Linked DNA regions of Mus musculus: region 2 is linked to region 1. Evidence: chromatin loops called from intact Hi-C (ENCODE). Cell type or tissue: heart. All regions are shown on one strand. Each heading gives the region's core, and the rest is flanking DNA. Links, peaks and the distances in the headings are about the cores only.

Evidence for each region. A loop is a pair of places that touch in the nucleus more often than their neighbours do. Peaks named below come from ENCODE experiments on the same cell type or tissue, not always from the same donor. Only the 100,000 strongest peaks of a DNase experiment are listed, where the experiment ranks them.
Region 2: a loop joins it to region 1, with 2.5 times the contacts of the local background. A loop is called at or near these places in 2 of 42 quality-filtered maps.

What each region holds. Positions count from the first base shown.
Region 1 is chr1:51,244,375-51,247,294 of GRCm38, forward strand. The region is part of intron 4 of 9330175M20Rik (RIKEN cDNA 9330175M20 gene); the gene reads right to left. Among named protein-coding and RNA genes, the nearest start is that of Cavin2, 43 kb to the right of the region's middle. In heart, for the core only: no CTCF peak of the experiment used is centred there; a DNase peak (open chromatin) is centred at 1,247.
Region 2 is chr1:50,960,938-50,963,857 of GRCm38, forward strand. The region is part of intron 4 of Tmeff2 (transmembrane protein with EGF-like and two follistatin-like domains 2); the gene reads left to right. Among named protein-coding and RNA genes, the nearest start is that of Tmeff2, 35 kb to the left of the region's middle. In heart, for the core only: a CTCF peak has its summit at 1,533 (motif pointing right); no DNase peak of the experiment used is centred there; H3K27ac peaks cover 279 bases.

The DNA.
Region 1 (2,920 bases), core at 239-2,738:
GTGGAGGGGGGTATGTGTCTTGTCTTAATGTAGAGGGCTCTTTACTTGGAAAGAATCCGAAAGTCAGAAAGGCAAACATAAAGATAATTAAGAAAAATGATGGTGTTTGTTGCCTCAGAAGAAATAAATCTTGTGTGTCTCTCCTTTATTTATTGATTAAACAAGGAGCCCTACAATGCATTCAAGCTCCTGCTTTTGTCACTAGAAAGGTAACACTGATGTGCATTATTTCATTATAGGAAATGCTAATCTATATTTCTCATTTAGAATCTAAACTCTCTGCTTGGCTGAAATCTCACAGCTTCTACCACTGATAAGAGAAACCTAATGAGCCCAATGTCACCACAGCCAAACTTCCCAATTAGGCCAGTGTCTGCACACACGTATTCTGGGAGCTTCCAAGGCGGTCTTGACAGCTTGGAGTTAGAAATCTATGGTGAGAAAAATCAAGCTATTAACCAGGCATCCTTCTGAACGCAGTTAGCCCCACCCCCACCCCCCCATCCCCTTTCTCCCACTAGATAGCAGAATTGCATTTTAACAGAAAGGTAGAGAGTGTTTTCTAGGGCTGCAAAAGATGTTGAACAAATTTCCTATAACTATAACTTCCTCTCGTTTACCAACTTGATGTGGAATAAAACAATGTGGATATTTGGCAAAACAATGGATAGTCTTCTTAGGTGACTTCTTTAGGTATGCCTCTTTTAGCATGTATTAAACCAACAGAATCCCAACCAAGAGCTTTTTTTTGCCTATGCACCCTTCACTGTGCATGAAACACTAGATCAAGAATTATGAAGAGCAAATTTGGAAAATAGAAATTTCAGATTATAAGAGCTATTTCTCACTAGGTATCATCCCACCAAAGCAACACTGCCACAGTAAAACAGTCATTCTTTGTGAATGAAATATGAGTGAAGTACTTCCTACATGGAAAGCAGTGTGAGTATCATTGGGTTCTCAGGGATGAAGATAAATCAGTCAGGATCACAACTTGGATCGTTCCCAGTCATGAAGGGAATCACCAAATAATTTATGTGATAAGACAGAAACATGAGACACACAAGCAATGCAATGAAAGTCAAGAGGCACATTCAGCTTTGAAAGCAGAACAATGCAAAGCTTCCTAGAGAATGAGAGTCTTAGGGAAAGGAAAGACTTGACTGTAAAGTCCTCATAAACAACAAAGGCACACCAGCCTGAGGAAGGAGCCAAACAAAACCAGGAAGGTCGCCGGAACTTGCTTGTGAGCCAAGTTGAGTGAGAAAGCAGGCAAAGGACAGACATGTGAATAAGCATTGGAAATCATTTACCCACAAACATCAACCTAGGAAGGCTCTTAGTATACTTCTGGCAATTTCTAAGGCACCGGGGCAAGAGCAAAACAAACAAGCCAACAAGAGCTCAGCTTGCACAGAGTTATGCTCTAGCTGGAGGAGATTTAAACGGAAAAGAATGAAAAATGATGTGTCAGTTAGTTTGAACGAATGTAACATCCGTGCACAAAGGCTTTAGAATGTAGCTAGGGACAATTGTTTGATAAGGCACCTTTTACAAAGACATTTAAAGCAGGTGAAGGATAGATTAAATTATCTTACAGAGTTATAGTTCAGACAGAGACCCTAGAACTGAGATGTAAGTGTGGTTAAGGTAAGACATGTGGATGGCCTGGCAAAAATGGAATCAAGAGATAAATATTAGTAATGGGCTCGGAGGATAGGTGCAAGTCACATCTTCAGGGCATGGCTGCTAAAGGTAGAACTTGAAGATGAGAAAACATTAGAAGGTTTAGGAGAGAAATGGCCGAGCTATATCTTGGGATGAGCACTGCAGCTACTGTATGGAGAACAGAGAGGAAGTGCTGAGGGTGGAATGCAAGAGACCAAGTAGATCACAGAAGCATGCAGAACATTCAGTGAAAGGCATGGATGAGATTTGTTCACGGGGGTAAGAAAAGTTGAAAGACCTCTGATAAGGAGCTTATTCCCATTATGAGTTGAAAAATATTTCCCTTTTTGTTTGAAAAAAATTTTTAGATTATATGGTTTTCAGTTAATTAGATCCCAACATGTCAGCTCAGGTAACACAGAAGTTCTGAGAAAGAAGATAGGCTACCAAGAGAGCTAACTGTGGAACACATCAACCAAGAAAGAGAGTCACATGAACTGTCCAGATCAATTCAAATACCCCCTAGCAAGGAATCCATGTCCTGGAACAGTCAAAGGTCCAATCCATTTTAGGCAACACTTCTCCCTTTTATGAAGAAGGTATAGGACTAAGAAACAAGGGGGTCTTGAACCTCTGCCATTCTATAGAATGTATAAAATGCTTTCCTCTCGTGCTTAATAAATCTGTAAGTTGTCACTATAACTCTGTGTCTTGCTTGATTCTTTGCTAGAGACACAGAGAACTTGGACACTGTGCCACTGGAAAGCAACAAATTCTCTCTGGTAACTCTTCTAGTCATACCATCATCTTTCTCATGAATGGCAGGTAATAAATTGTGATGGTGCAACTAACTTGACTAACAGCCTTAATGGCTTTCTTGCCTAGGACTTTAGGACTCTAGTTCTCTCCATTCACAAACAAATAATCCTCAATTGAAAAAGTCTGTTACATCCCTCTGCTTCTCTTATAAATTGTTGGAAGAAGACTCTGTTTACATGTGATAGCCATATCGTGATTTCTTGCCTCATAAACTCAACATAAACCTTCTCCAGGACACTAGGCAGGGAGATGTGTAGTCAAAGACACGGGAGTGTGGAATGACTGGAGGATCTTTCCTACTCATCAGTAGTGATGGCTAAAGACTCCTGCTCCATATTCTTTCTTGTGAATGGGGTTACAGCTTTCCTCACCTTCACCCCTTCTTTCACCCTTCAGGGCATACTTCTGATGTATAGCCCTACACACACATTTC
Region 2 (2,920 bases), core at 264-2,763, 280 kb before region 1:
TTTAAAATACTGTTCAGGCCTCCAGGTGGAGAATAAATTGTATGTGAAGCAAAATTGAAGCAAGATACTAACACAAAGATTGCCACAGTGGAACAAGGCAGAGTGAGTCCACACAACCTGAGTGTTGGTCAAAGGGCCAGTGAGGTGGTAACAAATACTTTCTGTCCATTTAGATGCTAGTATGGGTGTGAACAAGTGTTACTTGCCAAAGTAAGGAAGAACATGGATAGTCAGGAGGTAGATACATGAGGATCAAGTTCACATCACTATCCAAGTCTGTGCAATGAGTCTTTGCCTGACTCAGAACAAAAGAAAAGTATGTGGAAAGGGTAGGAAGGATGTCAATAGCGTCTTTATCTCATCCATGTTCGTCACAAATCAACATTACTGGTTTAATTTTAAAACACAAATATACTTCATAAAGAGCACCATTTTAAGAACCAAAGCCCTCGTGCTGAGCCCAATATACTCATCGAAGGCAATTTTCTCAGACTTTGAGATGCAAACACACTGACGTGCTTAGGAGTTTTCAGTTGGTTGCTTTTCAATAAAGCCTGTGTAGTCTGACGTTTTTGTTTTTCATTTACTCCTTGAAATTTATCATCAACAGTTTCAGCATCATCCCCGGTATGGCAGTAAAAGGTAAAATACAATAACAGGGAACTCAGTAATTTGGCTTTTAAATGGCTTTATGCATTTATGTGCTATGTAGGCTATGTAGCAGATTGTGATAACAGAATCAGTTATAATCAAAGTGCAGCCGTACAAATATAGCAGACACCTTGGAACAGCTCCCTTTGTTGATCGAGACAGAGCAGGAGTGCCATCTTACACTATATTTTCTCTATAACAGCATAGCAGCCTCAACACCTTTGTTGCGTTTCCGTTGTGCTGCTATTGCGAATGTCCCCACAGTAGCACTTTACCTGTATTTATCATTGATTCTTGCACATTGAATTTTCTGCTCTGCGGACAACTAATTTGAGTGGCTTGAAGTATAAAACTTACAGCTTTCCCCTTCATTGTCCCAGTTCACATAACAATATAGAAGTCATTTCCCAGTGCAGAAAACCCCAAGGCCCTCAGACTTTGTTCAGCCTCCGTGGTGCTACATAATTTATTTTATTTCTCTGAAGCCTGCAGCGTTTCTTATGTGCTGTTAAGGGAGGGGATCCATTGTCAGTGTGTAAGCATCACTTCAATTAAGCTCTGCTGGCTTCTCTGTCTGCATGCGAATGTGAACTTGGTTGTCTTGAGAATGACAGTTGTTTATTTTACTCATGGGTGTCTGATGCTGGGTGGGGACTTACAGGTTGACTCAAATATTTATAAACATGTCTTTTGCTGTCTTTCGTGGAGACTATTCTAAAGTTAGGGGAGGTGCTTTTTATATTTTGTTGATTGTTTTTGGTTCTCACAAACTCCTTTAGCTTTCTCTTCTCTTGAATTCTAAATTGCAATTCTTGTTTTATCCAGCTAGTCCCAGAAACTATAACCTGGTTTGATTCCTGAAGTGGGAATAATGTTGTACCAGTAGGGGGAGCTCACACCATGCCTATTTTATGGGTTGGTTTGAAGTTAATTTTGTGGCTTTGTATCCTTAAGGGTGGAGCCGGTTTCACTTTAAAGCCAACAGTTTCTGGGGTTTGGAATATAAGTTATTTCTTCCAGTTGAAAAGTTAAAATAATCTGAAGTTGTAAATCTTAAGTGCGTTAACAGTTTAAGTCTTTAGCTAACGAATCGTCATACTGTGGTTGAAGTTTTCAGATTGCTGAAATGTAGAAGCTTTAAAATATACTAAAAGTTCTCTTTCTTTGTGTACATCCTCAAATCACTTCCTTCCAGGAACAGTGACCACAGGACTCGGGCTGAACACTTTTTGTGCTGATGACTGTAAGTCAGCATAAACAAGGCAGTTGCTAACCATGGTTGTGGATGTAAATGTGAGCTTAGTTTTTTCATAGATATCCCTGGAGGGATAGATACTTGGGGCTATCCATATTTCTCACTAAATTTGCATAGAATGGAGTTGGAAAGGCATACAGATCTCAACTAGCTCTGTGCTACTCAAGTCAGCAAAGGACTCAGAGCCAGTATCATTCCAATACCTTTTCTTTCCCAAGTTTGTTATTTTTGACTCTCCTTTGAGATGTTAGCAATTTTCCAAATTCTGCCTGAAATTTCAGTCTCTAAGATGGTGAACACCAAACACCTCTTCATATAATACGTTTCTGCAGGCATCTAATGTGACCTCAGAAAATGGAAAAGGGAGTAGCATCTTCTCTTTGTTCCTTTTCTCCACTCTTGAACATCTGTCTAATGTCATGCATAAGGATGCCCAAGACTCTGCTCTGCCCACAGCAAACTCATGATTCAGAGACTGTACCATTCAGTGAATTGGGAGAAGGAAGGTTCCAGCGTGTGTTTTCTTCATCAGAATAAGAGATCACAGTTGTCTCCAGACTAGCCCATGAATTTGACTTTCAAAGCATCCCTGAGTCAAGACAGCTGACTAATTGCTAACATTATGCCTCATAAATCTGAAAGTCTGGACTAGAAAGTGTGCGATGCCTGCCTCTTGATGGACATTAGTTATGAAATCACCTCTGTCATAGAATTTTCATCTAAATCACTGTGCTGTTTCATAGGTTACATGTGGTTGGAACCCTGGTGTAGAAGAGGGAGAGATAATGGAGAGAAGAAGATGAGGTGAGGTAGAAGAGGCTATTGAAAGTCGGAGAAAGGTTCTCAGGCATTTGCGCGTTTCCTCCGGGTGAACGCCACAATTGTCTAGCAATTTCCTAGCAATAAAATAGCTGTCCTGTGGTTGATGAGCCTTTAGCATGACAGCGTGATGACCTTAGCCTGGATTCTCGGATTTTAATAGCTCTGTGGTTCCCATAGGGTGAAGCTCTTTGC